2 separate regions of the Homo sapiens genome follow, and region 1 is linked to region 2. Evidence: read pairs that join two places in POLR2A ChIA-PET (ENCODE). Cell type or tissue: MCF 10A. All regions are shown on one strand. Links, peaks and the distances in the headings refer to the core of each region. The heading gives the core; the rest is flanking DNA.

The links. Peaks named below come from ENCODE experiments on the same cell type or tissue, not always from the same donor. Only the 100,000 strongest peaks of a DNase experiment are listed, where the experiment ranks them.
Region 1: POLR2A ChIA-PET joins it to region 2 with 5 read pairs; 10 of 35 experiments call an interaction of 5 or more read pairs at or near these places.

Annotation. Positions count from the first base shown.
Region 1 is chr1:201,463,391-201,479,639 of GRCh38, reverse strand. It overlaps PHLDA3 (pleckstrin homology like domain family A member 3), which reads left to right and starts at 10,452. Exons shown (of 2, transcript NM_012396.5): 1 at 10,452-11,299; 2 at 13,462-15,362. The coding sequence starts at 10,854. The coding sequence ends at 11,237. RefSeq lists silencers at 10,183-10,412, 10,623-10,932 and enhancers at 10,433-10,552, 10,067-10,781, 11,003-11,142, 11,213-11,272. In MCF 10A, for the core only: no CTCF peak of the experiment used is centred there; DNase peaks (open chromatin) are centred at 2,859, 3,549 and 4,319.
Region 2 is chr1:201,518,182-201,534,430 of GRCh38, reverse strand. It overlaps CSRP1-AS1 (CSRP1 antisense RNA 1), which reads right to left. Exons shown (of 2, transcript NR_160747.1): 2 at 1-1,007. All of the region lies in intron 1 of LOC124904484 (a long non-coding RNA gene), which reads left to right. It also overlaps the pseudogene RPS10P7. Among named protein-coding and RNA genes, the nearest start is that of NAV1, 13 kb to the left of the region's middle. RefSeq lists an enhancer at 15,569-16,080. In MCF 10A, for the core only: a CTCF peak has its summit at 3,505 (motif pointing left); a DNase peak (open chromatin) is centred at 3,480.

The DNA.
Region 1 (16,249 bases), core at 1,101-5,100, 55 kb after region 2:
TAATTATATTATCCCTTTATTATATAAGAGGAAACCGAGATTCAGTGAATTTTAGAGACTTACTCAAGTCCCTGGCAAGTGGTGGAGCCAGGATTGGAACCAGCTCTGTGACTTTGGGCCTGCCTCCTCCCCTCTGGGTGTCGGCTCCTCATTTGCGAAGTGAAGACGTTGGCCTAAATTAGTTCTGAGGAAATGCTTCTCAAGCTTTAATGTGCATATGAATCTCCTGGGGATCTTGTTAAAATGCAGATTCTAGTTTTGGGTGGGGCCTGAAATTGGACATCTCTCACAAGCTCCCAGGGGTAGGTGGTGCTGATGTTGCTGATCCTGGGACCACACTTGAACAGCCAAGCTTCAGGGGATCCACCCAACTCTGATGTCCTGAGTTTATGGGCCTAGAAAGACTCACCCTAAAGGCCATGAAAATTCAGGAAGCAGATTATCGTGAATAAAGCCTTTAGTGGGCATTTTCCATGCCTGGACAAGCCCTTAGTTCCTTTTCAGAAGCACCTGCTCCTGAACCTTCTACATTTCCACTCTGTTGACCTCAACCTGACTCTTCAAGAGAGTTCAAGGTCTTGGTCCCAGGCCAAGGGGGATTGTTGCTCCCTGCTGGAGGAGTGAAGAGGTATCTCTGTGGCTCTGCCTTCTGGGTACCCAGCAGTCCCATGGCAATCACACTGTCTAGTCCTTTAAGAGATGTTCACAGATATTCCTGGACACACAGTAATATCTACGTTTACATTTAAGGGTTACATTTGGCCTCTTCCCTTGAATTTTGATGTGGTGATGTGGCTTGCTGTGGCCTCTAATTGAGACCAGAAGTGTCACTTCTGAGCAGACTTCTTTTTTTTTATTTTTTATTTTTTATTTTTTGAGATGGAGTTTCACTCTTGTCGCCCAGGCTGGAGTGCAGTGGCGTGATCTCAGCTCACTGCAACCTCTGCCTCCCAGATTCAAGCAATTCTCCTGGCTCAGCCTCCTGAAGTAGCTGGGATTACAGGTGCCTGCCACTACACCCAGTTAATTTTTTTGTATTTTTAGTTGAGACGGAGTTTCATTATGTTGGCCAGGCTGGTCTTGAACTCCTGACCTCAGGTGATCCACTTGCCTCAGCCTCCCAAAGTGCTGGGATTACAGGCGTGAGCCACCGTGCCTGGCCATCTGAGCAGACTTCTTTAATAGGCACGATGTAAGTTTTCATGTCCCTTTTCCCTGTTGTGGAGAGTGTGGAAGTAGGTGTGATGGAACCTCCAGCAACCTGGATATGTGTATATCTCAAGGAGCAGATATACCTCCCCTGCCAGCTCAAGTAGGACATATGGTATGAGTGGGAAGACCTTTGCTATGTTAAGCTATTGGGTTTGGGAGGAGTTTCTTAGCACAGCATAACCTAGCCCATCCTAACTAGTACACATACCAATATCACCTTAGATAGGCCGAGTCAAGTATGGAGACCATATTTCTACAAAGTCAGGATCGTAGCCTGTCAAAGATCTAATGCTTAACTCTGGGGTCTTCTTCAGTAGGAAGGAATATCTTCTTGCAAAAGTAGGGTGGGATTCCTAAAGATGTGAACTCTTCCTCCCCTTCTTTTGCTAGTCCCTGTTAAGTAGAGAACTCTGATTCACCCATTTGCCATTGTGTCCCTAAAGTCTAGCCCAGGGCCTGAATTAAGAATTAAGAATACTTAATTCTTAATTCACACACAATGGGATTTACTCTGAAGTTCCTTTCTATGAATCTTCCTGTAGATCACATCCAAGAATATGCCATGAGCCTTCCTCCCCTCCCTAAGCCCCTCCACACACCCCTCTGCCTTGAGCAATTTGTTAATTTCTCCTTGACCTAAGCCTCAGGCTGGACAACTCACAGCCTCCTTCTCTGCCTGATCTTGACAATGGCACTGCATAGGAGCTTCCCTGTTATCAAAGTCATACTCACGAATAATAATCTTTATAACTCTCATGATGAAACATTTGAAAATCAGAGGCAAGTGGTAAAAAACTCATCCATGATCTCCTCACCTCGAAGGAACTGCTGTTGACACTGTGACCTTTCCTTTCCTATTTTCCTCTGTGCATTCCCCCTCCCCCCATACTTTTAGGGAGAGCCTATGAATGTCTCCTATTTAGGAGGAGAGGGAAAAGCCACCCACAAATGCAGAAAATGGCACAGCTGGAAGGGGACTTACGAATCCTTCAACCAACTCCCTTACATTACCATTGAGAATGCTGCTTTATACTAGTCTGGGTGCAGATGTGTGAAAAGTAAAAACAAATATCTGGCAAGACCCAAACCAAGCTAAGTGATTGTTGTCTCTGGGGTTGGGGGACTAGAAGGGTGGTGAAAAGATACTGTCATGTTTTGAATCTTTTGCAACAAAAATGTATTCAAGTGTTACTTGCATTTAAAGCACATTATTACTAGAAGAAAAGAGAAAGCAACTTTTATGTCAAGGGTTTCATGGCTATTATTGGCATATTGGTTGAGGCCACTAGTTTCCTGGGTATCAGTCAGTCTCCTCCTAGTGTCATTGCCCCTTGGTCAAGTGTCCTCAAGGAAGAGATTCATTCCAGGGCAGCCCATTTTTTCCTACAACATGGGCACCCAGATGCCAAGATGGCATGGGAAAAAGGAAAATTCTGCAGGCCCCAACCTGAACCATTAGCCCACAAGTCCAATCTCTGTAAGACCCACGCTGGGATCAAATGCCTTCAAGCCCAGACTCAGCCCCATCAGAGGGGGCAGTAGGTGCTCTCAAGACGAAAGGGATTCTTGGTGAATCAGGAAAGTTATTGGGCTGGAAAGTGATTAAAGGGCTGAGCGTGGGAGGGGATTTCCACTGAGAGAGCCAGGCCCAGGAGCAAGCCTGGGCGGGTCGGCTGCAGAGTTGCTGCCCACTTGAAGTCTGTCGCAATGGTGCCCATAAAACCCAAGTCATCAGAGACTTGAAACCTTGGTAGGGTTTTTCCTTCTGTTTCCCTTTAGAAAAACAGAGATCCGAGGAAACCCCAAAGTCCTGGAACAAAGGGCTGTACATCAAAGCGGTGCGAGCAGGTCAGGAGAAGTCTGAGGGAGAGGTCAGCTGGAGTGGGTCTCCCAGCCCCCAGCTCCCAGGGAGAGGAGAGCAGTGAGGGACCTGTGGATTGGAGGGTGGGTGCAGAAGCCTGAAGGGAGAAGCAGGGTGGGGAGGAGCAGGGCTGTGAACAGACCCATTTTCATGCCCCATCTAGGTGAGGAGGCACTACCTGGCCTGAGGAATCCAGGGAACAGGTTGAGGAAGGAGTAGTGATGTTTTCTTTTCTTGCCTATACAGGGGTTACATAGCTCCCATAAACTAGCCAGGCTTTTTTTTTTTTTTCAAATATGCACTGAATCTGCAAGATAGAACTTGACAGCCTTCATTTTACAGATGAGGAAACTGAGGTCAGAGAGAGGAAGTGATTGTGTAAGGTGTCACCAAGCTTAGGCTAGGACATGGGTGTCCTGTCTCCTACCTGAGTGCTCCTTCCCCTACACCAGTGGTTCTCACACGTGGGCGTCAGAATCACCTGGAGGGCTTGTTCAAACACGGATTGCTGGGCTCCAAACCCGGGTCTGGGGTGGAGCCTAGAATTTGTATTTCTAACAAGTTCCCAGCTGATGCTGACTCTGCTGGCCTGAGACTACATTTTGAGAACCGCTGCTCTAGACCCTTGCTATCTAAAGTATGTTCTGTTGACTAGCAGCATCAGTGTTACTTGGAAGCTTCTAGAAGTGCAGAATCTCAGGTCCTACCCTAGACCTATTCCATCAGAATCTGCATTTGCAAGATCCCCAGGTGATCCATTTGCACACTGCAGTCTGAGAAGCGCTGGTCTATGCCACACACCTCTTTCTGGACTGGGGGTCAAATTGAGGCAGCCTAGATGAGCCTTCCAACTCCAGTTGCCAGGGGATAATGGAATAGGTGCCCAGGGTCCTGTGGGGGAACCAGCCCCTTTTTTGTGTTCCCCAAGGTTGGGGAGTTCTCTCCAGAACTACAGAGACAGGAGGGGCTGCATGCTCAGCTCTGGGTTTGCTCGGTTCTAGTGTACACACCCGACATCAGGAGGCTCTATGTGCCCACCTTGGGGAATCCTGGGAATGCCTGGAGGCCAATAACTGCCATTCAAGCCTCTAAATCAACCCCTGCTCTGAAGCCAGCCCTTGCGTTTGAAATTCTATTTCAAGAACTTATGTAATACCTATGTGTTTATTTTATTTTAAAAATATGCCTAATACATGAGTATGACATCCAAACCATATTGAAGCATGCTCATAAAATGACAGGCATTCTCACACTGCCCATCCCCATCCTGGACATTCCATAAGTAACATATCACTGTGAATTGAATCCTGTTAGATATAACCTGTACAACAGAGGTGGACTTTGTTCATTGTGGCCATGCTATATACCTTATTAACTCACTGTACTGTAATGTTTCCCCATGAAACAACGTATTTCAGGCATCTCAACCTACTAAGACCTGTAGATCTGTGTATTTTCAACTGCTGCACCGCATGAACATTTATGTACTGTGCAGTTAACTAGATTTTTAGAGAAGCAATGCATGCACAGGATTTAAAAAAATCAAACAATACAGATTGGTGAACAATGAAAAAATAAGTCTCTATCTTTCTTCTTCATTGTTACCTAGAGAAACTGTTAACAATTTATTTTAAATTTTTATTTACTTTTCTAAACAGGGTCTTGCTCTGTTGCCCAGGCTGGAGTGCACTGGTGTGATCATAGCTCACTGTAGCCTCAAACTCCTGGGCTCAAGCCATCCTCCCACCTCAGACTCCTGAGTAGCTGGGACTACAGGCATGTACCCCACTATGGCTATATTTAAAAAATGATTTTGGAGAAACAAGATCTTACTATGTTGCCTAGGCTGGTCTCAGACTCCTGGGCTCAAGCGATCCTCATGCCTTAGCCTCCTAAGGTGCTGAGATTACAGGCAAACCATTTATTTTTGGTATTTAATTAAAATACTTAATTTTTGTAATAGTTTTGGATGTATAGTAAATTTGAGCAGATAGAACAGAGTTCCTGCATACCTACCCTTCCCCCATAGTTTCTCCTATTATTAACATCTTGCATTAATGTGCTACATTTTTTACAATGAATGAGCCAAGATTCATACATTTACTATTAACTGAAGTTCATGGTTTAAACTCACTCTTGTTGTATGGTTCTGCAGGCTTTGATAGATGCATAACGTCACGTATCCACCATTATAGTATCATACAAAATAGTCTTGCTGCCCTAAAAATCTCCTTTAACCATCTAGTGGTTTCCATTGTTTTAAATAATGCAGTTACATTCTTTTCATTAGTTCATTAACTCTAGATTGCATTGATTGTTTCCCCTCCTCTGCATTATCCTTTTCCACCTCCCAGTTTTTGTCAGGTACATTGTCATTTCATTTTCTCATTCGATAATTATTCATTCAGTTCCTACAGTGTATTAGGCAATGTTCTAGGTGCTGGAGCCACAGGGGTAAAAAAAACAGATAGGCTGGACGCGGTGGCTGACGCCTGTAATCCCAGCACTTTGGGAGGCCGAGGCAGGCGGATCACGAGGTCAGGAGATTGGAACCATCCTGGCTAACACAGTGAAACCCCGTCTGTACTAAAAATACAAAAAGTTAGCCGGGCATGGTGGCGGGCGCCTGTAGTCCCAGCTACTCAGGAGGCTGAGGCAGGAGAATGGCGTGAACCCAGGAGGCAGAGCTTGCAGTGAGCTGAGATCGCGCCACTGCACTCCAGCCTGGGCGACAGAGCGAGACTCTGCCTCAAAAAAACAAACAAACAAAAAACAAACTCCCCGCTGGCATAGAGCCCACAAGTAAAGGAGATAGACAATAAGTAAGAAAAATACAATTGTGGATGCTAATATGTGCCATAGAGAAAAATTGAGCAGGGACGGGATACAGTGTGTGTATGTACATCTATGGAAGGGGGTTGTGGCTTTAAACACAGTGTTGGGAGAAGACCCCATTGAGAAGGTAATACGTGAACACAGCTTAGTGTGGTGAAAAAATGAACCATTTGGTGATCTGGGAGAGAGGATTCCAGACAGTGAGGACAGCAGGTGCAAAGGCCCTGAGGAAGGATGGTTGCCAAGTTCAAGGGATGGTGAGGACTGTGGCTGGAGCCAGGGATAGAGGAAAGTACAGGAGGTAAGATCAGAAAGTGAAGAGCAGGTCTTAGAGGGCCTTGCAGGTAGCATCAATGACTTTGGCTTTACTCAGAATGAGATGAGAAGACTCTGGTGGCTTTTGAGCAAAGGAGTGATATCATCCTTAGTTTTAAAGTTTTTGCAGTGTTAATGTACGTCTTGTTTTGTTAATAAATTGTCTTCAACACTTTTCTTTAGATTGAGTCTAACAATTTATGAAGAATTTATATAAGATTAAGTAGACAGCCAGGCGCAGTGGCTCATGCCTGTAATCCCTGCTCTTTGGGAGGCTGAGGCTGGTGGATCGCCTGAGGGCAGGAGTTCGAGACTAGGCTGGCCAAAATAGTGAAACCCCGTCTCTACTAAAAACACAAAAAATTAGCTGGGCATGATGGCAGGCGCCTGTAATCCCAGCTACTAGGGAGGCTGAGGCAGGAGAATCGCTTGAACCCGGGAGGTGGAGGTTGCAGTGAGCCGAGGTCGTGCCATTGCACTCCAGCCTGAGCAACAAGAGCAAAACTCAATCTAAAAAAAAAAAAAAAAGAATTAAGTAAATATAGAAAACAAAAGCTATGTTACTTTTTGCATCTCTCTGGGTCTCATTCTTACCTCTAACCCGCCTTATTCCCATCTTTCTTTCCGCCTTGTCCTGGGTAGCCACCCAGAGGGACCCCTCCTCTCCACTTGGACTTCCTCCTTCTCACACAGGTGTGGAGGTGGTGTGGCTCAGCCCTAGCTAGAACCATTTCCAGCACATTCTTCCCTGGGGCCATTTTGTAGTCTAGCCTGTTCCAGCCGGACTTGGATTTACTGACGGTGCAGATCTGCTTTCTCTTTGGGGTGGGCAGAGGGAGAAGCCAGCTCTGGGCTGCTACCATGGGACATTTTGTCCATCAGCCAGATGTGGAGTTAACAAGTCAATGATAATTGAGTAAGTGATGGGGCGCGGTGGCTCACGCCTGTAGTCCCAGGACTTTGGGAGGCTGAGGTGGGCAGATCATGAGCTCAGGAGTTCGAGACCAGCCTGGCCAACATGATGAAACTCCATCTCTACTAAAAATACAAAAATTAGCCAGGCATGGTGGCAGGCGCCTGTAATCCCAGTTACTCGGGAGGCTTAGGCAGGAGAATCACTTGAGCCCAGGAGGCGGGGGTTGCAGGGAGCCGAGATTGTGCCATTGCACTCCAGCCTGGGTGACAAAGTGAGACTCCATCTCAAAAAAAAAAAAAAAAAAAAAAGAATTGGGTAAGTATCTCTAGGGCCCAGCACTGCTCCAGCCCAGTGACTTAACCAAGAAGTTTAAGTCAGAGCTCCTGTTCCAGGGGATGGGTAGGGATACCTCAGCAGGAAGGGAGGAGCAGCACCAGCCCTCTCTGCACGCTGCTCCCCTGGCTTTTGAGTTCTTCTTGATCCTTCTGATGGCCCAAATAATCCAGCCTGGGCCTGAGCCTCTCCCAGATGTGGCTACCAGGCAAGATGCCAGTTCTAGGGAAAGATTTGGAATGAATCATCTCCCCTAGTCCCAGAGGTCTTGAGATTGGAGGACAGGATTCCAGGTTCCAAGGACCCATTCAGGCCTCCAGGAAGACGTTGTCGTGTTAGGAACTGGATGCTTAGCTGATGAAGACCCTTCCAGCAGTAGAGTATGTCCTGCTAAATTTCCTCCAATGGCCCCCCACCCCCATCTTTATCTGCTCACTCTTGCTATCCAATGTTCCCTTCTCCTGTGTCCAAAAGCCCGCTACCTCGCAACTCAGTAAGCTGAAGAGAAAAGTATGGGTGACTGGATCATTTTTAAAGGAACTATGTGGACTCAGATGTTCATGTATGGGCAGTATGGGTATGTATCATCAAACGATCCTGGGCCCTGTTAGCCACCATGCATTCTCATCTGGACTTTGCCATTTTCAAAGCCATGTGACGCCATTTACATTATCTGACCTCTCTGGGTCTCATTTTTCTCATCGGTAAAACGCCCACAGTGATAATAATATCTGTCTATCATGAGCATCTACAACATGTGAGAGGGCTCTGTACGAAGCCCATACAACTGTGAATCCACCTGGAACTGGAAAGAGCATGAATGAGTCCCAGACCCAGTGTGGGGAGAAGAGGAACTGGTAGAGATAAAACAGCAGTGGCCCACGCATGTAATCCCAGCACTTTGGGAGGCCAAGGCAGGCGGATCACCTGAGGCGGGGAGTTTGAGACCAGCCTGACCAACATGGAGAAACCCCGACTCTACTAAAAATACAAAAAATTAGCCAGGTGTGGTGGCAGATGCCTGTAATCCCAGCTACTTGGGAGGCTGAGGCAGGAGAATCGCTTGAACCTGGGAAGCAGAGGTTGCAGTGAGCCGAGATCGCACCGTTGCACTCCAGCCTGGGCAACGAGGGCAAAACTCCGTCTCAAAAACAAAAACAAAACAAAACAAAAAAATGAGTTAGGGGTAGAGCCTGATCTAGGGCCCTGTTTCCTCAGAGAGAGAACTTTGGATCATGGCAGGACTGTGCCAGGTTGGTGCACCCAGGAGACCCCTGTGGAGTGGTGGGGAGGAGCCATGGGAGGGCAGGGCTGGCAGGCAGGCTGAGACCTTGTGGGTCCCTCAGGTAGGGCCGTGGCCACCTCGAGCTCCCTCTTCTGCTGCTCTCTGGGCCTCAGGAGACACCTGTCTTTGTCTTTTCTTTAATGCCACTGTCTATTCCCTCTCCTGGAGGGGCATTCTGGGAGTTAGGAGTTAGTTGTCGTCACACGTGTGTGTGTGTGTGTGTGTGTGTGTGTATAAAGAGTTATGGATGAGACACTGACAGTTCCCTTCTCTCATCTCCTAACTTTGGGACTGCAGAGGAGCGCACTCCTATCCCCACAACAGGACCTTCCCTGTATCTGTTAGGCTCTGCTCTTTGGGCAGGAGGATGGCAACACAGGGTGTAAGTACAAAGAGGTCTTATTACTGTCATTATTATATATCATTACTCCCGTAAGAATCTATTATTAACATGTTGATGAATAGACCTTTAAGAAACTGTGGGCCTGGAGGAACTGATCAAGATGGGGACAGAATGAGGACCTAAGAGAGCCCTCTTCCAGTGCCTGGCTTAATCTCAGGGCCCCCATCATTCTCTAAAGGGAATAAGAGTGGGGAGAGGGGAGGAAGAACATTTCTTGAGACTCAAGAGTTGTCAGGTCCTGTCTTGGGTCTTTCACAAATGTTATCCAACTTATTCATCAGGACAACCCCATGAGATGAGAATAAATTAATCCTCCTATTCGACAGATGAGGAAATTGACGGAGGTCAGTAAAGTTGCCCCAGGTGGGCAGGACACAGCCAACAAGGGAGAAGAGGTTTGAACTCAACTCTGCAAAGCTCTTGTGTTTACACAATATTCTAGCCAGAACAGAAAGAGACCTCTCCCTCTGCGTTCCCCTCCAGCTCTGTATGCGGGAGAAGTCCATTCTTGGGGAAGGCCGAGGGAGGACAGAATCTGCGGAGCGGAAGGAGCAAGGTTGGAGCTGCGCTTACACCTGGGACTGGCTGTGCCATCGGTCCAGCGTCGGCGCCTGCAAGTGTGCGGTGGAGAGGACTGCAGACAGTGGCATCCCCAGGTCACGGAGGGGGTCCCTCCTCCCCCACTACGAGGAGGGCATGAATGACCTCAAGCCTCAGCTCTCCTTTGTTGGCACTGGCTACTCTCTACAGGCCTCCCCGCGCAATGCATGGGGGTAGGAGTAGGAGCAGGTGAACTGTCCAAGCAGAGGCAGCGATGGACAGCCTCTCTTGGGTGCTGCACAGAGAAATCGGGCGATGGAGGAGGAACCCAACATGGGCTTGATGCAGAGGCTGGGGGCCCCATGGCGTGCCAAGTAACCAGCAGCTGTCTGACGCCTAACATGCAACTGGTGCCACTGCGCGTTCGCCAAGCAAGCCCACCCCCTTGCTAGCAGCGCGCTCTCCAATCGAGGAGATGCGCCTTCCCCCTCCCTTCCCCGCCATCTCCCCCTTCATTCAAGGCCTGGGGGAGCTGCGGTTCCGAGAAGCGGCAGACGGCAGCCAGAAGGCTTGGGCTGTTGAGTAAGCAGCCCCCTCTCAGTCCCGGCCCTCCCCGCCCCGCGCCCTGCGCCTCCAGTGAGTGACTGAGCCCCCGCTGCGGCCCCGCCCCCGGGGCCCTGCCGGAGCTGGTGCGCGGCGCGGAGGGGAGGGCCGGCCAGGGTAGGAATGCGCTGCGGGCGGGCGGCGCAGGAGGCGAGCGGCGGAACATGTAAGGGCACATCCCGCGAGCTGCCGCCCAGCGCGCAGACAGAGCCCAGGGGAGCAAGAGAACGGGCGGGCGGTGGGGCTCACGGCCTAGGGAGGCGCGGAGGCATCTGGCAGAGGCGGGTCGGGCTGGGCCAGCTGGGGTAGAGCGGAGGAGCGGGTGCCGGCTGAAGCGGGGCGGTGGGCGCGGAGCGCGCTGGGGGCACCGACACCACCTCACCGGCAGCCGGGTGCTGAGGGCCGCGGTGTGGGTGCGCGGAGCAGTCAGGGCGCAGGTGGGCAGCGCGCACGGCCTGCCAGCCCGGGGCGCCAGAATCCTGCGCTGCGGGGCCGAGAGGGGCGCCGCGCCCGCCGCAGCCTGGAGCTTTCCGCGAACCTCGGGGCGCCCATGACGGCGGCGGCGACGGCTACCGTGCTCAAGGAGGGCGTGCTGGAGAAGCGCAGCGGCGGGCTGCTGCAGCTGTGGAAGCGGAAGCGCTGCGTCCTCACCGAACGCGGGCTGCAGCTCTTCGAGGCCAAGGGCACGGGCGGCCGGCCCAAGGAGCTCAGCTTCGCCCGCATCAAGGCCGTGGAGTGCGTGGAGAGCACCGGGCGCCACATCTACTTCACGCTGGTGACCGAAGGGGGCGGCGAGATCGACTTCCGCTGCCCCCTGGAAGATCCCGGCTGGAACGCCCAGATCACCCTAGGCCTGGTCAAGTTCAAGAACCAGCAGGCCATCCAGACAGTGCGGGCCCGGCAGAGCCTCGGGACCGGGACCCTCGTGTCCTAAACCACCGGGCGCACCATCTTTCCTTCATGCTACCCACCACCTCAGTGCTGAGGTCAAGGCAGGTAAGCCCCCGGGGGACTGGGCCCTCTTCTCTCCTTCCCTCCCTTCTCTTTCCCCTACAGAGAGAATGAGGACTAGCATTCTACTTCAGAGCCGGACATCTTAGGGGGGAGGTTCCTGGGGCCAACTGAGGGCATGGGAGGCTTGGGCCAGTGGCCAACCCAGCAGATCCGGACTTTCCCCTGAGGCACCAGGTTGGCCGGTCCAGAATGTGATCCAGGTGTGTGAGAGGAAGATGGAAGCCCTGGGAGGGGGATACCTGGGTGAGATGAGCCTTCTTTCAAGTTGGTTCAGCCCTGACTCAGGTGGAAGGAAGTAGAGGGAGGTTGGCCTGCACATTGCCCCAGGCTGTGGGCCTCTGCTTTCCACGCAGAGCAGGGCTCCTGGACTTCGGCTTTCTGGCAGCTGAGGACAACCGAGGGTGGGGACGCGGATCGTGGAGGCCGACCCTCTTTCCCTCTAGGTTGAATGCTTGTCATAAAGTTTGAGCATTGAATTGATGTAGAAAGACAGTATCTCCCAGATGGCGAAGGCACCATCAAGGGTTGCAAATAGAGCCAAGGAGTCCGGCTCCCAAGGTGGGGCCTCAGTGGAAGGTGGGGCCTCAGTGGGCCGCCTTGGCTGGACTGGGCCTGAGGGATCCAGCTCCTCCTCTACATATGTGTGTGTGTGTGTGTGTGTGTGTGTGTGTGTGTGTGTGTGTATGGTTTGTTGTTGTTGTTGTTGTTGTTTGAGACAGAGTCTCGCTGTGTCACCCAGGCTGGAGTACAGTCGTGTGATCTTGGCTCATTGCAACCTCTACCTCCTGGGCTCAAGCAAATCTCCTGCTTCAGCTTCCAGAACAGCTGGGATTACAGGTGCCTGCCACCACACCCTGCTAATTTTTGTATTTTTAGTAGAGATGGGGTTTCGCCATGTTGGCCAGGCTGGTCTTGAACTCCTGACCTCAGGTGATCTGCCTGCCTCGGCCTCCCCAAGTGCTGGGATTACAGGTGTGAGCCACTGCACCCAGCCTATATATATATTTTTGAGACAGGATCTCTACCTGTCGCCCAGACTGGTGCAGTAGCATAGTCATGGCTCACTGCAGCCTCAACAGCTTCAACCTCTTGGGCTCAAGCGATCCTCCCACCTCAGCCTCCAGGTAGCTGGGACTACAGGCACACGCCACCATGCCTGGCTAATTTTTTTTTTTGTAGATTTGGGGTTTCCCCACGTTGCCCATGCTGGTTTCGAACTCCTGAGCTCAAGCAATCTGCCCACCTTGGCCTCCCAAAGTGCTAAGATTACAGGTGTAAGCCACCACACCTGGTCCCCATTCTTGACAGTGGGTTTTGAGCCCTAGGGCTCACTGTTAGGAGAGCAAGGGAGCTGAAGGATAGGCAACTGCGCCAGAGGCTGGGCCACTGATGCCAAGGGGTGGGGGCCTAGCTGTCTACCTGCCCCTGAGTGCCAGTCAGGCCTGGCTGGGCCAGGGAAGGAGAAGCTGGAGGAGGGCATGGGGCACTGGGGCAGGGTGGGTGGGTGCAGCAGGATGGGGTCATGAGTTGTTATTTGTGATGTCTTAATCCTCTATGAGCAGTAGGGCAGGGAGTGGGGGGCGGATTTGTGGTCAGGAAGGCCCAGGGGAGGGGCCAGGAATAGAATCTGGAAGCCCTGGCTCTCAGCCCTGTGCCCTCTTCCCCAGATGCCACTCCCTTCTTGTGAGAAGTAGGAGTAGGGCTGAGAAAGGATTTAGCCTTCCTTCTAGCCTTAATTTTTCCAGTGGAAACCTAGATCCTTCTCTCCCCACTACCACCTCCTAGGCGACCTTACCCGCCTGCAGATGTCTTCAACAGTAGAGAGTCCTAGTGAGCCTGGGGCCCCATCTAGTGCCATACCCCACTTTGATGGTCCTGTTAATGCCCTCCCACATTGTAGTTAGGGTTTAGCTGAGAAGTGGGGTATAAGGCAGACCCCCTGTGCTGAGGATTGATCCACATTGATCCCTCAGGTCTTGGGGGCCTGGGAGGAAGCAGATTCCTTTACCACAGTACGTATGCAAAAAATGTTTTCCATGTTTATGGAAAAGGCTGGGAAGTGCTGGTGTAAAATGCCCAAGCTCATAATAGATACTCCTTTCTCCATTGTTGCCCCTGCTCTAACTGCTGTTCTTTCTTGCCAGCTTCGTTGTTCCCTCTGGCTTGTGGGGGCACGGCTGTGCTCCATGTGGCAAGGTGGAAGGCATGGACGTGTGGAGGAGGCGCTGGAGCTGAAGGAATGGACGAGCCCTGGGAGGAGGGCAGAAGGCTACGCAGGGCTGAGGATGAAGATGCAGCCCCTGGATGGTCCCAGACTCTCAGGACATGCCCAGCTCAGGGGCTTCGAGCCACAGGCCTGGCCTCATATGGCATGAGGGGGAGCTGGCATAGGAGCCCCCTCCCTGCTGTGGTCCTGCCCTCTGTCCTGCAGACTGCTCTTAGCCCCCTGGCTTTGTGCCAGGCCTGGAGGAGGGCAGTCCCCCATGGGGTGCCGAGCCAACGCCTCAGGAATCAGGAGGCCAGCCTGGTACCAAAAGGAGTACCCAGGGCCTGGTACCCAGGCCCACTCCAGAATGGCCTCTGGACTCACCTTGAGAAGGGGGAGCTGCTGGGCCTAAAGCCCACTCCTGGGGGTCTCCTGCTGCTTAGGTCCTTTTGGGACCCCCACCCATCCAGGCCCTTTCTTTGCACACTTCTTCCCCCACCTCTACGCATCTTCCCCCCACTGCGGTGTTCGGCCTGAAGGTGGTGGGGGTGAGGGGGGGTTTGGCCATTAGCATTTCATGTCTTTCCCCAAATGAAGATGCCCTGCAAAGGGCAGTAACCACACAGTTTGCTGAGTGAAATTCTTTGCCCACAAAGACCCAGGGCTTGGAGCATCTCTCTCTTTATCCTTAATCTCCCAATTTGCAACCCATTCTGAAGTCTCCAGCCTGGATAGGCAGAGACACTAAAACCCCAGTAGACAGGGCCTTGGTGGTCCTAGGAAGGAGGGCCCATAGATTCTGGACCGAGGGATGTCAAGCTGGTCAGTTCAGTCCCTATGAATGTCTCTTCTACAGGAGGCTACCCTGCCCCTGCTACCCTGGGAGAAGCCTCAGCTTTCTGGGCAGAGTTTGTCTCCCTGTCATTTATACTCTCAGGCTTTATACATTTACACAGTAAGTTCTCCCTCCTGGAGGGTTAAAAGGAATAATTTCAACAGGGTGAAGGCCTGGCACGGTGGCTCACAACTGTAATCCAAGGACTTTGGGAGGCTGAGGTGGGTGGATCACCTGAGGTCAGGAATTTGAGACCAGCCTGGCCAACTTGGTGAAACCCTGTCTCTACTAAAAACAAAAATTAGCCAGGTGAGGTGGCACACACCTATAGCCCCAGCTACTGGGGGAGGCTGAGGCAGGAGAATTGCTTGAACCTGGGAGGCAGAGGTTACAGTGAGCTGAGATGGCACCACTGCACTCCAGCCTAGGTGACAAAGCAGCAAGACGCAGTCTCAAAACAACAACAACAAAAAAAACGGGAAAACAGGTACAGACAATAGCTGCCTGGAGTTGTACAGAAACTTGATTGGGTAACCCTGGACCTTTCCAGGCTGTGGCCAGCAGTTGACCCTGCCTGCCTTTCCTCCATTGTTTTCCCATGTCTGACCTTCCCTGTTGCAAAGCAGTGGCCTACTACAGGGTCTCTCTGGAGGGAGCAAGGAGGCTCAGTGGCCCCATTCAGCAATTCGAAGTCCCTTTAATTGTTTTGTGCTTCCAACCTGTTTTGTTCCCGTTCAGATTTCTCTCGCCTTCCAATAAAAACTTCCCTGTCCTGTGCCCCAGTCCCTCAGAGTCCACAAGAGGTTCAACTTGCTCATCTGATGTGTGAATTACATCACACAGTTGAATGAGAATTTGTTAATTACAACAGAACTTTTATAAATATGTCACTTACTGTATCCAATTGTACAATTGTCCATGGGTGGCTTAATCCCACCATGGCAAATAAGCGTCTGTTTATGCAACCCTAATCAGTGCTGAGAAAGATCAGAGCTCAACTAGAATGCTGTGATCAATTGGTGATGCCTGCCATGGGCTTTGGAAGAAAGGTGGGGAGAATGGCGGCATTATCTGGGGGGGTGGGCGTGGCTGGAGAGAAGAGGGTTGCCATCCTATATAACAGCAGCTTCTAAATAGCCTCTAAAATAGAATCTTTGGGCGGGGCGCGGTGGCTCACGCCTGTAACCCCAGCACTGTGGGAGGCCGAGGCAGGCGGATCACGAGGTCAGGAGACCAACCTGGCTAACACGGTGAAACCCCATCTCTACTAAAAATACAAAAAAAGTTAGCCGGGCGTAGTGGCAGGCACCTATAGTCCTAGCTACTCGGGAGGCTGAGACAGGAGAATGGCGTGAACCCGGGAGGCGGAGCTTGCAGTGAGCCGAGATCACGCCACTGCACTCCAGCCTGGGCAATAAAGCAAGACTCCATCTCAGAAAAAAAAGAAAAAAAAATAGAATCTTTGCTCTTCAATCAAACCGGAGGGTAACTGATGGTGGGGGTTCAGGCATAAGGAAAAGACGTATCCAGGCACTCAGAAATAGGGGAGTGGGCCGGGCGCGGTGGCTCACACATGTAATCCTAGCACTTTGGGAGGGCAAGGCGGGTGGATCACCTGAGGTCAGGAGTTTGAGACCAGCCTGGCCAACAAGGCGAAACCCCGTCTCTACTAAAACTACAAAAATTAACTGGGTGTGGTTGTGCACGACTGTAATCCCAGCTACTCGGAAGGCTGAGGAAGGAGAATCGATTGAACTCTGGAGGTGGAGGTTGCAGCGAGCGGAGATAGCACCACTGCACTCCAGCCTGTGTGACGGCAGTGAGACTCCATCTCAAAACAACAACAACAACAACAACAAAAACGAAATAGGGGAGTGTTAGTGAACAGATG
Region 2 (16,249 bases), core at 1,265-5,264:
AGAGCTGGAAGTGGGAATGGTCTTAAAGACAATCTAATCAAACTCTCTCCTTTAACAGATAAAGAGATAACAGTGCCAAGATGTTAAGCAACTTGCCAATTAAGGACACAGTAAATTTAGTGGCAGAGCTGGGAATGAAACCCGGGTTTCTTGGTTGGTACTTCAGTCCTCTCTTATCTCCTGAGAGACTTTCCACTCGAGGCACAGGAATATCATTGTCCAATACCCCCTTCACCCCCCATCTTTGCCATCTTTGTGGGTGCCTCCAGAGCAATGCTGACTGGCAGGCATGGACCCTGGGACTTTGCTTGTGCTGGAATACATAGAGCTCTGGCTTTGGAGCAGGGAATGTGGCTGAGGAATGTTGGGTGCAGAATCAGGGGACCAGATCCAATGTGGAGGCTGAGACAGGAATGTCCATTGTCAGAACACGGAATGCATTAACTAAAAGAATCCAGGACACAGCCAGTCCAACGGTCAGCTAGTCTCTGCAGAGCCAGCTTCATGGGCATATGACCTGTGCAGTCACACGGGGGCTCAAGCTTAGAAAGGCCCCCTGCTTGGTTTAATGCTTTGTTGTTGCCATCTTGAAATTCACAATGATTTTTAACAAGAAATGTCACATTTTTATTTTGCACTGGATCTTGTAAATTATGTAGCTGGTTTTGCCCATGTGATAGCAGAGCTGCAGCCAGACTCTTAAGGCCCTAGCAAGGAATAGTGTCTCTCCACCCAGAACTTACTCACATGTAAACTCTATGTATAATACACAGTCATAGAGTCTTAATACCGAGCATTAGAAGAATCAAAGCCTGGGCAACATATGGAGAACCTGTCTCTACAAAAAATTTTATTAAAATATTAGCCAGACATGGTGGCACATGCCTGTTGTCTCAACTACTCAGGAGGCTGAGATAGGAGGATGGCTTGAGCCTGGGAGGTGGAGGGCGCAGTGAGCCATGATTGTGCCATTGCACTCCAGCCTGGGCAACAAAGTGAGACCCTGTCTGAAAACAAACAGAGAATAAAAGTTGTGAAACAATTTGCACATTATGATCCAATTTATGATGAAAGATGCCCCATTAAAGTATATCTTTCTATATGTACATATGCTTGTATGAAAGTATATTTTTTTAAGGTCTGGAAAAACACTTCAAACTGGCAGTCATCAAGGGAGTCATTAACTTTTTCTGTGTGTTTGAGTTTGTTTTTTACAAGGAGAATCTATTCATGTATTACATACATAATTATTAAAAAAGTGTAAGATACTCCTAATACATTCTGTAAGCATTTTCCTATATCAATAAATAGTCAGTAAATAGTCTTAAAATGCCAAGAAAAGGTGTCTTGAGAGGGGAAAGCAGAAGTAGGTGTCAAGAGGGACCCTGGAGAGTGGTAGACAGGGGCAAAGACTATTTCAGGCCATGACAGGGCCTGAGGGGAACAGGCTTGGATGTGAGGAAGGGAATACCGGGTGGGGGAACCCAGAGGTAGCTGGTGAGAGGGTGGGTGCTAGGTGTCAGCTCCGTTCAGATTTAGAGGCTGCGATGTCCACTTTGGTGAGGGTAGGGGAGGATGATAGGAGCTGGAAAAGGATGAATTGCCAAATACGACTGGAGGTAAAGGCTGTAGAGGTGAATCCAGCTGTGGTGAGAAATGGATGAGGTGGAGGTAGGCAGGTGATTCCCTGCAAGGGAGAAAGAATGGGGCTCAGATGTTGGATTTAACAGAGAATGGGAGATTTGAGGCAGTGTGGCCCAGTGGTCAGAGTGCAAGCTTTGGAGTCAGGACGGCAATCAAATCCCAGATTCACTGCATCCTAACTGTGTAACCTTGAATTCTCCTCTGGGAAACAGAAATGATCTTGATAATAGCTATGCAGTAGGGTTGCTGGGAAGATTTGATAAGATGATGGAGGTAAAGCATTGCATCCAGTGGCTGGCACAGACCCCCAAATCTTCCCCTTTTCTCTTTAATTGATTTTGTGGTTTGAGGCTCTTAAATGGCAAGAAATCATTTGCATGAATAAAGAGCCATTCTTCCAAGCACTTCCCTCCTAGTTTTCTGGGAGAGCCACTGGAAGCCAGGATTCAGAGTTCCATCCTGCAAAAGCTGAGCTGAGCTAGCCAGGAAGGAGGAGGAGCTGACTGTGGCCCAAGGGCTGGGAAGCAAGGCAGAAGGGGAGAATCCAGCCCTAATTCCCACGCTGCTGGTGCCAGTGAGGCTGACTGTGGGAAAACCTTGTCAGGGGTCACACTTTGGGATCTCTAGGAGCAAGGTGCTCTGTGAATGCTTATCTCAGATTCTCTCCACCCCTGGCCCTTTCAGTGCCCCCAGCCCAACTCCGGGGAGAGTATGAGTGACTGACAGGCCCTGCTGCAGCTGCAGCCTCCTCACTGTGGGTACAGATGTGCTCAGCAGCAGCTGTGACACGGAGCCCACACCTGTTCCCTAGATCAGCTGCTGTAACTGTACTCCTGGGAAAGCAGGCCAGGTGCTCAGGCCTTGCCAAAGCCAGGTCAGAAAGCAGGTGGAAAGTCGGGCATCTGCCTGTCATAGCAGCGGTGGAGGCTGCCTGGAAGGTCATGAGGCCCTGGGAGTCTCAGCTACAGACTGGGCTCCTCTTCCAGCCCACGCTTGTCCCCAGCTGTACGCCTCCCACAGGCCCTCTGTGGTTTCCTGACCCCCTCCCTGGGCACCACCACATTGGGGTGGGAGAGACTGAGGAGCTAGGAAGGAGGCGGGGAGTCTTGAATGGGATGCCTCTGGCCATCTGTTATTCTGGGCCTGTAAGCTGTAAAGTCAGGGGACTTGTCCTGGGAGGTGGGGGTGCCCTGGAGCTGAGCAGCAACAAGGACCGGAGGAGTCAAAGAGAACTGAGGCAGGGAGAGGCCAAGGATGAGGGTGCGTCTGGAAATGAGAGCAGGAGAGCCTCTTGCGTGGCTTTGGCTGTGGAGACCTTCGTTCCGGAGACTCTGGGCTGCCACGGGAGAATTCCACTAAGCATGTGTCGGGGGCAGGCCCGGGCAGGCGGCCGTGGGAGCGCTGCACACACTCTGCTCCAGGCCTTGGCCAGCTAAAGTGCCGCTCTGGGAGAGCCTGGATACCGGGTGAATCCAGAAATCCCAGGTCCCTGGGAAAATTTCAACAAGGCAACTCTGACACGCGTCCTCTGACACCCAGACCGACACAATATATTGCTCACGCCAATACACATAAAAACCTCCCGATAGAAAACCAGATGGTGAGTTGGCATTGCTGATGTCTGGATTCTACACCCACACCCCACATAGTGCTTATAAAGAACACACCCTCCACTCATCCAGCCCACCCCACTTTCAGGGAGAGGAATCTTGAGCCTGCGATGCTCATAATGATGCTAACGCCTCAATGGAACGGTGCTCGCCAATTTCCCCAGTATCTCTGACAGTGCCGTGCCAGAAGAAACAGCACATGTGGCAAGCAGCTCCCGGCCAGATGTGGGACACTGCTGACCCCTGCTGGCGCTTTTCTCTCCACGCCAACCAGGGAGAGCCCCAGGGAGAATGCAGTATTGGAAAAACCTTGCAATCTGTCTGGGAGGGGTAGGAAGAAATACCCCAGCTCAGAATCTCCTCATCTGGAGTGCCTTTGACGAGACTAAGATGAAATTACAGTAAACCCAGACTGAGTTTCTGGGAGGAGTGAGACAGACTAATAGTATGTCCCCCTTCAGCCTTTGTGGCCTGGAAAACCCTGCTGCCAATCCCCTTGAAACTAAATTGGGAAACCATTAGCAACACTCCTTTAGCCAAGCTCAACCTTTAGGAGGAAAAAAAAAAGTAAGAAAGAAAGAAAAAGAAAAGAAAAGAAAAGAAAAAAAACACCATCCACAAGTAGCCCAAGATTTTCCAGTTACAATCAACCCCTTCCTTACCCACCCCCTGTCCTGCCCCAACGCCTTGCAGAGTCTTTGTGAAGTTTTAGCTTAATTTATTGTGGGTTTAATATTCCCCTTAGACTAAGATGTAATCATCATGGGTTTAATACTTTTCTTTCCATGAGAGACAGTAGCACTGTGCTCTTTGAAAAATCTTTACTAAGACCAGGTGTGGTGGCTCACGACTGTAATCCCAGCACTTTGGGAGGCCTAGGTGGGTGGATCATCTGAGGTCAGGAGTTCGAGACCAGCCTGGCCAACATGGCGAAATCCCGGCTCTACTAAAAGTACAAAAATTAGTCGGGTGTGGTGGTGGGTGCTTGTAATCCCAGTTACCTGGGAGGCTGAGGCAGGAGAATTGCTTGAACCCGGGAGACAGAGGTTGCAGTGAGCCGAGATCGTGCCACTTCACTCCAGCCTAGGTGACAAGAGTGAAACATAAAAAAAAAAAAAAATCACTTTGTACCCACAGAGACGAAGTTCAAGTCTTCCAGAATCTCTACTGGAATAGTCATAGCGACCAAAGGAGGACCAGGACTCTGATAATTCCAACAGAATTAGTATGGAAGCCCCACAGCACAGAGAAGTGTTTCCATTATTAAAACTCTTTTCTCTGTCTGGGCATGGTGGCTTGACCCTGTAATCCCAGCACTTTGGGAAGCCAAGACGGGCAGATTGCTTGCATCCAGTAGTTCGAGACCAGCCTTGGCAAGGTGACAAAACCCCATCTCTATAAGAAATACAAAATAATTAGTTCATGTCTGTGGTTCCAGCTATCCGGGAGGCTGAGGTGGGAGGATCACCTGAGCCCAGGAGGCGGAGGTTGCAGTGAGTCGAGACTGCACTACTGCACTGCACTCCAGCCTGGGCAACAGAGTGAGACCCTGTCTCAAACAACAACAACAACAACAACAACAACAACACAACCCTTTCTCTCCTTTGCACCCTACTCTAGACCCAGAGCTCTTTTTCACTTTGTTGTTAAACTCCATGAATTGTGTGTAGACCCCCTATCACTCTACAACCCATCACCATTAGGCCTCCACTCTGAACACTCCTACAAAGGCAATCATGGGCCTCTTAATAGCTAATCTAATGTACATATTCCAGTTCTCATTTTACTTGCCCTCTATAGCATCTGACATTTTAACGTCTATTCATTCATTATTTATTTTAAAATTTATTATGAACTATTTTAGGCCTGCAAAAGGTATACAGAATAATATAACAAACATATCTGTTCCATTAGTCAGGGTTCTCCAGAAAAGCAGAATCAATAGAATGTACACTATAGATAGACAGGGAGGGGATGGAGGGGGAAAGAGAGGCGGGAGGGAGAGGGAGAAATAGAGAGAGGGAGAGAGAAAGAGATTTATTATAAGGAATTGGCTCATGCAATTGTAGAAACTGACAAGTCCCAAGATCTGCAGGGTGAGTCAGCAAGCTGGAGACCTAGGAGAGTCTATAGCATGTTAGTTCCAGTCCAAAGTCTGAAGGCCTTAGAAACAGGAGGGCTGATGATGTAGTTCCCATCCAAAAGCCAGCAAGTTCAAGACCCAGGAAGAACCAGTGTTTCAGTTCAAGTCTGAAGGCAGGAAAAAGCCAATGTCCCAGTTTGAAGGCAGTTAGGCAAGAGGAATTCGCTTTTACTTAGGGGAGAGTCAGCCTTTCTCGTTCTATTTAGGCCATCAACTGATTGGATAAGGCCCACCTATATTAGAGAGGGCAATTTGCTTTACTCATTCTACTGATTTAAATGTTAATCTCAACCAAAAACACCCTCACAGAAACATCCAGAATAATATTTTACCAAATATCTGGGCATCTTTTGGCCCAGACAAGTTGACACATAAAATTTAACCATCACATCTGTAAATGCCCTGAGTTTAAGAAATAAAGCATTACGGCCGGGTGCGGTGGCTCATGCCTATAATCCCAGCACTTTGGGAGGCCAAGGCGGGCAGATCATGAGGTCAGGAGATCGAGACCATCCTGGCTAACACGGTGAAACCCCATCTCTACTAAAAATACAAAAAATTAACCAGGCGTTGTGGCAGGCACCTGTAGTCCCAGCTACTCCAGAGGCTGAGGCAGGAGAATGCCATGAACCTGGGAGGTGGAGCTTGCCGTGAGCTGAGATCGTGCCACTGCACTCCATCCAGCCTGGGCGACAGAGCGAGACTCCGTCTCAAAAAAAAAAAAAAAGAAATAAAGCATTACAAATATAGTTTAAGCTCCTCCTCTATTGCATTCCTTTCTCTCCCCCCAGAGGAAACGTTATTCTGAACTTGGAGTTAATTATTCCCATGCATATGTTTTTTTTTTACTATATTATACACTCTATATGCATTGCATTTTAACTATATGAATAACATCATGCTGTGTATATTCTTCTACAATTTTCTTTTTTGACTCAACAAATTTGTAAAGTTCATCCATGTTAATGCATATAGCTTTAGTTTACTCATTTTCACTGCTGTATAATATTCCATTGTACAACTACATTCTAATTTATTTATTTTATTTTATTTTTCTTTGAGATAGAATTTCACTCTGTTGCCCAGGCTGGAGTGCAATGGCGTAATCTCGGCTCACTGCAACCCTGCCTTCCGGTTTCAAGCGATTCTCCTGCCTCAGCCTCCCAAGTAGCTGGGATTACAGGTGCCCACCACCACGCCTGGCTAATTTTTGTATATTTAGTAGAGATGGGATTTCACCTTGTTGGCCAGGCTGGTTAGAACTCCTGACCTTGTGATCTGCCTGCTTCAGCCTCCCAAAGTGCTGGGATTACAGGCATGAGCCATTGCACCTGGCCTATTTATTTTATTGTTTCTAATTTTTTTGCGATTACAAACCGTGCTGCTATGGAAATTCTTGTAAAGATCTTATTGTGTACATTTGTGTTTCTCCAGTAGTCTACCCAGGAGTGAAACTGATGGCCGCAGAGCCTGGACACTTTAACTTTACCATATTCATCCTAACACTGGTATTGTCAGACCCTTTTTTTGGACAACCAGATGGATGTGAAATTGTAGATTATCATGATTTTAATTTGTATTTCACCAACTATTAATAGGATTGAGCATCTTTTCATAAGTTTGTTCAGATTAGAATTGCCTTCTATTCCTATTTCCTAATCTTTTTCCAATTATATTGTTGGTTATTTTCTCTTGGATATATAATAATTCTATAGTGTGGCCAATTGCCCTTTTTCTGTTACATGTTTTTCTCTTATCCTTTCCAAACTGGTGGCTTCTGTCTCAGCACCTTTTTAATAGCTTTATTAAGGTATAATTAACATAGCCTAAAATTCACCCATGGTAAAGGTATGATTCAATGATTTTTAGTAAATTTAAAGAGTCGTGTAACTATTACCACAGCCTAGTTTTAGAACATTTATAACATCCCAAAGCAATTCTTCCTACCCATTTGTAATCAATCTCACCCTCAGCCACAGGCAACCACTAATGTGCTTTCTATCTCTATAGATTTTTCTTTTCTAGATATTTAATATAAATGAAATAATCTAATTTATGGTCTTTTGCATCTGGCTCTTTTCACTTAGAATTTTTTTTTTTTTTTTTTTTTTTTTGAGACAGAGTCTCGCTCTGTCGCCTAGGCTGGAGTGCAGTGGTGTGATCTGGGCTCACTGCAAGCTCTGCCTCCCGGGTTCACGCCATTCTCCTGCCTCAGCCTCCTGAGTAGCTGGTACTACAGGCGCCCGCCACCATGCCCAGCTAATTTTTTGTATCTTCAGTACAGACGGGGTTTCACCTTGTTAGCCAGGATGGTCTTGATCTCCTGACCTCATGATCTGCCCACCTCAGCCTCCCAAAGTGCTGGGATTACAGGCATGAGCCACTGCGCCTGGCCTTTGAATTATGTTTTTAAGGTTCATTTCGGTATAGCTATAGTAGTTTTTTTTTCTTTTTATTGCTGAGTAGTATTTCATTGTATGAATACAGCACATTTTGTTTATTTACCAGTTAATGGATTTTTGGCTTAATGATCTCTGATGAGAAATAACTCTCACATTTATATTTTACCCCCTGCATGTAATGTGTCTTTTCCCCCTATGGCTGCTTTTAAGATTTTCTCTTTAGTTTTGGTTTTCAGCAATTTTACTCTGATGTACCAAGTGTGATTTTTTTTCTTTTTTCGTTTTTTTTTTTTTTGAGACAGAGTCTCACTCAGTCGCCCAGGCTGGAGTGCAATGGTGTGATTTCGGCTCACTGAAACCTCTGCCTCCTGGGTTCAAATGATTCTCCTGCCTTAGCCTCCCCAGTAACTGAGATTACAGGCACCCACCACCACTCCTGGTTAATTTTTGTATTTTTAGTAGAGACAGGGTTTCACCATGTTGGCCATGCTAGTCTCAAACTCCTGACCTCAGGTGATCTGCCCACTTCAGCCTCCCAAAGTGCTGGGATTACAGGTGTGAGCCACCACGTCCAGCTCTGGCTAATTTTATATTTTTAGTAGAGACTGGGTTTCACCAAATTGTCCAGGCTGGTTTTGAATTCCTGACCTCAAATGAGCTGCCTGCCTTGGTCTCCCAAAGTGCTGGGATTACAGGCATAAGCCACTGCGCCTGGCCCCAAGTATGATTTTTAAAAAGTTTATCCTGCTTGGGGTTAGTTGAACTTTTTGGACCTGTGGATTGTTATTTTTCATCAACTTTTAAGCCACTGTTTCTTTAAATATTTTTCTGCCTTATTGTTTTTTTCCTTATGGAACTCTAATTGCATGTATGTTAGACTGCTTACTATTATCCCACAATTTGCTAATGCTCTGTTCATTTTTTTCAACCATTTTTTCCTCTCTCCACTTCAATTTAGATAATTTTTATTAGCTTATATTCAATTCACTTATTTTTTTCTTCTGCAGTGTCTAATTTGCTGTTAAGCTCATCCAGTAAGTCTTCATACACTGTATTTTTCAATTTTGTAATTTCCCTTTAGTTCGTTCTTGAATTTCCATTTCTTTTGAAATACCTTATCTCTTTACCTATTGTGTGTTTTTTTTTCCTTTAAAATTTTCAGCATACTTATAATTGTTGTTTTAAAGCCTTTGTCTGCTGATTCTCATAACTAGATCACCTGATGGTCTTGTTGTCTTGTGATTATGAGTCATAGTTTTCTACTTCTTCATATGTCACACAAAATTTGTATTCTGTACCCTGTGTGTGAAATAGCAGTAGAGGTTAGCAGTAGAGATTTAAGTATAATTTTTGTGTTTTGTTTCCATTTTTCAGGGAGTGGAAGCTTTTCCTTCTGTTTGGTGGTTAAAGTGCATAAACATAGGATTATTACATCCTCTTGATGAAATGACCTCTAATCATTATGAAATGTCCTTCTTTATCTCTGGTAATATTCTTTGCTCTGAAAACAACTCTTGTTGTTATTGTTTCATTTCATTTTTGTTTTTTGAGACAGGGTCTCACTCTGTCACCTAGGCTGGAGTGCAGTGGCATGACCACGGCTCACTGCAACCTCTGCCTCCTGGGCTCAGGTGATCCTCCCATCTCAGCCTCCCAAGTAGCTGGGACTATAGGCCTGCACCACCACACCTGGCTAATTTTTTGTATTCTTTGTAGAGACAGGCTTTCACCATATTGCCCAGACTGGTCTGAAATCAACTTTGTCTGGTGTTAATACAGCAACTCCAATCTTCTTTTGACTAATGTTAGCATAGTATATTCTTCCTATCCTTTTAAAGATTTTATATTTAAAGTTCATTTCTTGTAGATAGCAAATAATTGAGTCTTACTTTAAAAAAAAATCCATCTAATAGTCTCTGCCTTTAAAATGAAGTGTTTAGGCCATTTAGATTTAATGTGATTATTGATGTGGTTGGATTTGAGTCTATCACTTTGCTGTTTATTTATTTATTTTTTAATTTTTTTGAGACAGAGTCTCACTCTGTCACCCAGGCTGGAGTGCAGTGGCGCAGTCTTGGCCCACTGCAACCTCTGCCTCCCAGGTTCAAGAGATTCTTCTGCCTCAGCCTCCAGAGTAGCTGAGATTACAGGTGCGTGCAACCACACTAGGCTAATTTTTTTATTTTTAGTAGAGACAGGGTTTCACCATGTTGGCCAGGCTGGTCTCAAACTCCTGACCGCAAATGATCCGCCCACCTTGGCCTCCCAAAGTGCTGGGATTACAGGCTTGAGTCACCACACCTGGCTCCATTGTTTATTTTCTATTTGTCCCATCTGTTCTTTGTTCAATTTTTTCTCTTTTTCTGCTTTAGATTAATTGAGTATTTTCACAATTCCATTTATCTCCTTTGCTGGTTTATTAGCTATAACTCTTTGTTTTGTTATTTCGGTGGTTGCTTTAGGATTCATACTATTTATCTTTAGCTTACCCAAATCTACCTTCAAGTGATATTATACCATTTCATGCATAGTATAAGAACCTTGCAATAATGTGCTTCCATTTGTCTCCTCCTGACCTTTATACTATTATAACCATGCATTTACTTTTCCAAATGTTATAAACCCTGAAATACATTCTTATTATTTTTGTTTAAATAGTCAACTATCTTTTTAAAAGTATTAAATAATTTTCTTCTTTCCTTTTTTTTTTTTTTTTTTTGAGACGGAATCTTTCTCTGTTGCCCAGGCTGGAGTGCAGTGGTGCTATCTCGGCTCACTGAAACCTCCACCTCCCGGGTTCAAGCGATTCTCCTGCTTCAGCCTCCCTAATAGCTGGGATTACAGGCGCCCGCCACCACACCTGGCTAATTTTTGTATTTTTAGTAGAGACGGGGTTTCGCCATGTTGGCCAGGCTGGTCCTGAACTCCTGACCTCAAGTGATCTGCCCGCCTTGGCCTCCGAATGTGCTGGGATTACAGGCATGAGCCACTGCACCCAGCCAGTTTTAAATAATTTTTTTAAAATCGTATTTTTTAACCATGTAGCTACCATTTCTTCTACTCTTTATTTCTAAAAGATATTTTTTCTAGATATAGAATTCTTTGTTGACAATTTTTTAAAAGAAATTAAAAATGTTACTCTGCTGTCTTCTTGCTTGTATTGTTTCCAATGAAAAATAAGACATCATCTTTATCTCTGTTCCTTCTTTTTACTTCCGCCTTAAGGACTTACTTTAAACATTTCTTATATTGGGGTCTGCTTGTTGTGAATTATTTCCCCTTTCACATGTCTGAACATGTCTTTATTTCACTTTTAATTTTTAAAACAACTTTATTAATATACACTTTACATACCAAACAAGTCACCTATTGAAAATATACAACTCAGCTGGGCACAGTGGCTCGTGCCTGTAATCCTAGCACTTTGCGGGGCTGAGACAGGTGAATTGCTTGAGCCCAGAAGTTCGAGACCAGTCTGGGCAATGTAATGAGACCTTTTTTTTTTTTTTTTGAGATGGAGTTTTGCTCTTCTTGCCCAGGCTGGAGTGCCATGGCGCAGTCTTGGTTCACTGCAACCTCTGCCTCCCAGGTTCAAGTGATTCTCCTGTCTCAGCCTCCCAAGTAGCTGGGATTACAGGCACCTGCCACCATGGCTGGCTAATTTTTGTATTTTTAGTAGAGATGGGGTTTCACCATTTTGGCCAGGCTGGATGAGACCTCATTTCTACAAAAAATCCAAAAAAATGAGGTGGGAGGATTGCTTGAGCCCAGGAGGTTGAGGCTTCAATAAGCTGAGATCGCGCCACTGCACTCCGACCTGGGTGACAGAGTGAGACCTGCCCTGCCCCACCCCCACAGAAAAGAAAATGTACAACTCAATGATTTAAAAAAACTACTTAATTGGGATATAACTGACATGCGAAAAGCTGTACATATTTAGTATATACAACTTAATGAATTTCAATAGTTTTTAGTATATTCACACAGTTCTGTAACTATCACCACAGTCTAATTTTAGAACATTTATCACCCCAGAAAGAAACCTGGTACCCATTACAAGTCACTCTCCACTCTTCTGTGCCCCCACCCCAGCCCTAACAACTGCTAACTTACTTTCTGACCCTGTAGAAAGAAACCGCTAATTTATTATACTTTCTGATCTCTCCAGACTCAGCTCCTTCTCAATTCAGGAAATCTCTGAGCTTTGCTTAGGTTCCTTCTGCTGCGCCACAGCTTGGAAGCTCTTTCACATGGAAAGCTGGGACAATCAGAGGGCGCCTCATTTGTTTCTCATCTCTCATAGACCACTCTCCTTTATTGCCTATTTCCAGTGTCCTGAAAACTGTTGTTTGATATATTTTGCCCTCTGTTGTTGTTTTAAGCAGGAAGATACCTGTTACTCCATCTTTGCCAGAGGCAGATGTCCATTAAAATGAAAGTCCCACAGGGCCGGGGGCGCAGTGCCTCACGCCTGTAATCCCAGCACCTTGGGAGGCCAATGGGGGCAGATCACTTGAGGTCAGGAATTGGAGACCAGCCTGGCCAACATGGCAAAACCCTGTCTCTACTAAAAATACAAACATTAGCTGGGCATGGTGGCACTCACCTGTAATCCCAGCTACTCAGGAGGCTGAGGTGGAAGAATCGCTGGAACCCAGTGGGTGGAGGTTGCAGTGAGCCAAGATCACACCACTGCACTCCAGACTGGGCATCAGAACAAGGCACTGTCAAAAAAAAAAAAAAGAAAAAAAGAGAAGAAAAGAAAAGAGAGAAAGGAAGGAAGGAAGGAAAGAAGGAAAAAAAGAGCCACATTAAACAAACCTGACTGAGAACACACAGGTCTCCAGATACTACATTTGTGGAACATCAGTTTAAGAAATTTTATACAATAATAAAAAGGCAAATAATTTAAAAATAGGTAAAGTCGAGGCATAGTAATCCCAGGACTTTGGGAAGCTGAGGTAGGAGAATTGCTTGAAGCCAGCAGTTTGAGAGCAGCCTAGGCAACATATTGAGATCCCGTCTCTACAAAAAATTCAAAAATTAGTTGGGCATAGGGGCACACACCTGTAGTTCTAGCTACTCGGAAGGCTGAGGTGGGAGGATTGCTTGAGTCCAGAAGTTACAAGTTACAGTGAGCTATGATCACACCGCTGCACTCTCTCCTGGATGGCAGAGCGAGACCCTGTCTCTTAAAAAAAAAAAAAAAAAAAAAGGAAAGAAAGAAAAATAGGTAAAAAGGGGCACATGTTCTCAAGATCTCCTGAGGGCTGCGTCATGAGAAAAAAATTAAATATAAAATAAGTAAAAGATTTAAATAGCTGGGCGCGGTGGCTTACGCCTGTAATCCCAGCACTTTGGGAGGCCGAGGCAGGCAGATCACGAGGTCAGGAGTTCAAGACCAGCCTGGCCAAAATGGTGAAACCCTATCTCTACTAATAATACAAAAATTAGCGGGTGTGGTGGTGTGTGTCTATAGTCCCAGCTACTTGGGAGGCTGAGGCAGGAGAATCACTTGAACCCGGGAGGCAGAGGTTGTGGTGAGCCGAGATCGCGCCATCCCACTCCAGCCTGGGCAACAAGAATGAAACTCCATCTCAAAAAAAAATAAAAAACAAAAAAACAAAAAAACTGATTGAGGAGAGCAAAGATCACCTGGTGACCATCAAGCTGACCATCCAGAGGCAACATTTCTTATCTGAGGAATTTAGAAGTAATTAGATGTCCCTATTATTCTAAAGCAAGCATCTGGTACCAGGCTTTTAAAAAATTTTTTAAGTAACTAGGATTTCTGTACATCTCCTGAATAAATGCATGTTGAAACTCGTTGTGCAGCCCTTGCTGACATTAAGGCACCAAAATATCTACAAATGTAATCACGTATCATGACCTATGTGGCTAATATGGTCCACATTACTCCTAAGCTCCTGCTTTAAGGTCCATAAATACCCCTAAGGAAAAGTCTGCCGTGGCGCACTTACTTTTCTCATGCTGAGGCACCTCACTGCACTCTTCTGCAGCTTTCTTTCTTTTTTTTTTTTGACTGTAAGTTTATTCATCGCATAATAATCCTCTCCAATTTTACTGAGGTGGCTGACCACGTCCACAACCAAATCCATCTCTGAACTGGAATTTGGTTGCTGACCCGGCCCCAGCCTCGGCTTTCTTGTTGGCACCAGGGGGCACAGCACTCCGTTTGTAGGTATCTCTGTTGGCTTCCCCTCTTGTGAGTCTTGCAGGTCGCTCACCCTCCAGACTTTAGGCCAAGGCCTGCCAGTCTCTGGACAGCTGCGGTGTAAGGTGGCAGGCACAATCTCCGAGGGCAGATGAAGGTAATCACAGAGATACTGGATACCCTCATTGGTAAGGTACCAGTAGAAATGTCTCCAGGCAAACTTCCTTCACGTAGCCTCGGGACTTGAGAGACTGCATGGCCTTCATGACACGAAGGTTGGGCGCATTCTTGTCTGCCAGCTCCGGGTGCTTAGGCATGTGGACATCCTTCTTGGCCACCATGACTCCCTCCTTAAAAAGGAGTTCATAAATGGCAATCCAGTTCTTCTTAGGCATCAACATCTCGGTGGCTGTAGGGTCCGGGTGGGGGGCTGGAAAGGCACGTTCTTTCTTTCTAATAAAACTTTCCTTTTTCAAACCTATACTGTTGTCAGTAAATTCTTCCTACCAACCCATGAGTCAACCCCCCCTTTTTTTTTTTTTTTTTTTTTGAGACTGAGTTTCACTCTTGTGGCCCAGGCTGGAGTGCAATGGCACGATCTCGGCCCACTGCAACCTCCACCTCCCGGGTTCAAGCGATTCTCCTGTCTCCGCCTCCCGAGTAGCTGGGATTACAGCCACGCACCACCACACCTGGGTAATTTTTGTATGTTTAGTAGAGACGGGTTTTCACCATGTTGGCCAGGCTGGTCTGGAACTTTGGAAATCCTGACCTCAGGTGATCCACCTGCCTTGGCCTCCCAAAGTGCTGGGATTACAGGTGTGAGCCATTGCGAGCGGCGAGTCAACCACTATTCGACGCGGGGCTCTGACACCTTACCCAGCACCGATGACTTTATAAATAAAATGTCCTATGTCCGTGCATATTATTTGGCAATAAAAAAGGAATGAAGTATTTATACACGTTAGTGAAAGAAATAAAAATATTTCACCTTAAAATATCCTTCTTTGACATATTTTGAGACAGCTGTTCAAAGGGCCTTGCAAACAGAAGTAGCCCTGCAAAGCTGTCTTTGGTGGGAGAGATTTGCATCAGTGGATAAAATCTTCACTTATGTGGGGCTTCTCTTTAGATTTAGGAACAATTAACTGAGGCTCTGACACCTTTAAAGGTCGAAAAGAAGTATTTACCATCAATTCTTTCTGAGGGCTGCTACCTGTGAGATTTCATCTACCTAACAAGACCACTTATGCTAGCCAGGCCTCATCTTTTCCCCCTCCCATAAGGTGTCTTGCCACTAAAACCTGCTTACCACTATAATCTGTTTTTGGCCATGCTCTGAGTCCCCATTCATTTTGTAACCTCAAGATGGTATGGGCCGAGAATGGTGGCTCATGCCTGTAATCCCAGCACTTTGGGAGGCGGAGGCGGGCGGATCACTTGAGGTCAGCAGTTTGAGACCAGCCTGGCCAACAGGGTGAAACCCCATATCTCTACCAAAAACTACAAAAAGTAGCCAGGCATGGTGGCATACACCTGTAGTCCTAGCTACTCAGGAGGCTGAGGCAGGAGGATTGCTTGAATCTAGGAGGTGGAGGTTGCAGTGAGCCGAGATTGCATCACTGCACTCCAGCCTGGGTGACAGAGTGAGACCCTGTCTCAAAAAAACAACAAAAAAAGATGGTATGTAAGCTCCTATACCCCACTGGGAGGTTAGGGTAACTCTGCAGTACTCCCCCGCGTGCATGTTGATAAATTTATATGCCTTGTCTCCAATTAATCTGCCTTTCATCAGTTGTTTTTTCAGTGATCCTTCAGAGGGCAAAGAGGAAGCTTTCCCTTAAGTTATATAAAATAAACTAGACACAAAAGACCACATATTGTATGGTTACATTTATGTGAAATGTTCAGGCCAGGCGCGGTGGCTCACACCTATAGTCCCAGCAGTTTGGGAGGCCTAGATGGGCTGATCACTTGAGTTCAGGAGTTTGAGACCAGCCTGGGCAGCAAGGCGAAACCCCATCTCTACAAAAAATACATAAAAATTAGCCAGACTTGGTGGCCTGCACCTGTAGTAGTCACAGCTACTGGGCAAGGGGGTAGAGGGTACTGAGGCAGGAGGATTGCTAGAGGCCAGGAAGTGGAGGCTGCAGTGAGCCGTGATTGCGCCACTGTGCTCCAGCCTGGGTGACAGAGCCAGGCCCTGTCTCAAAAAAAAAAAAAAAAAAAAAAAAATCGGAACAGGGAACAGGCAAATTTATAGAAACATAAAGTG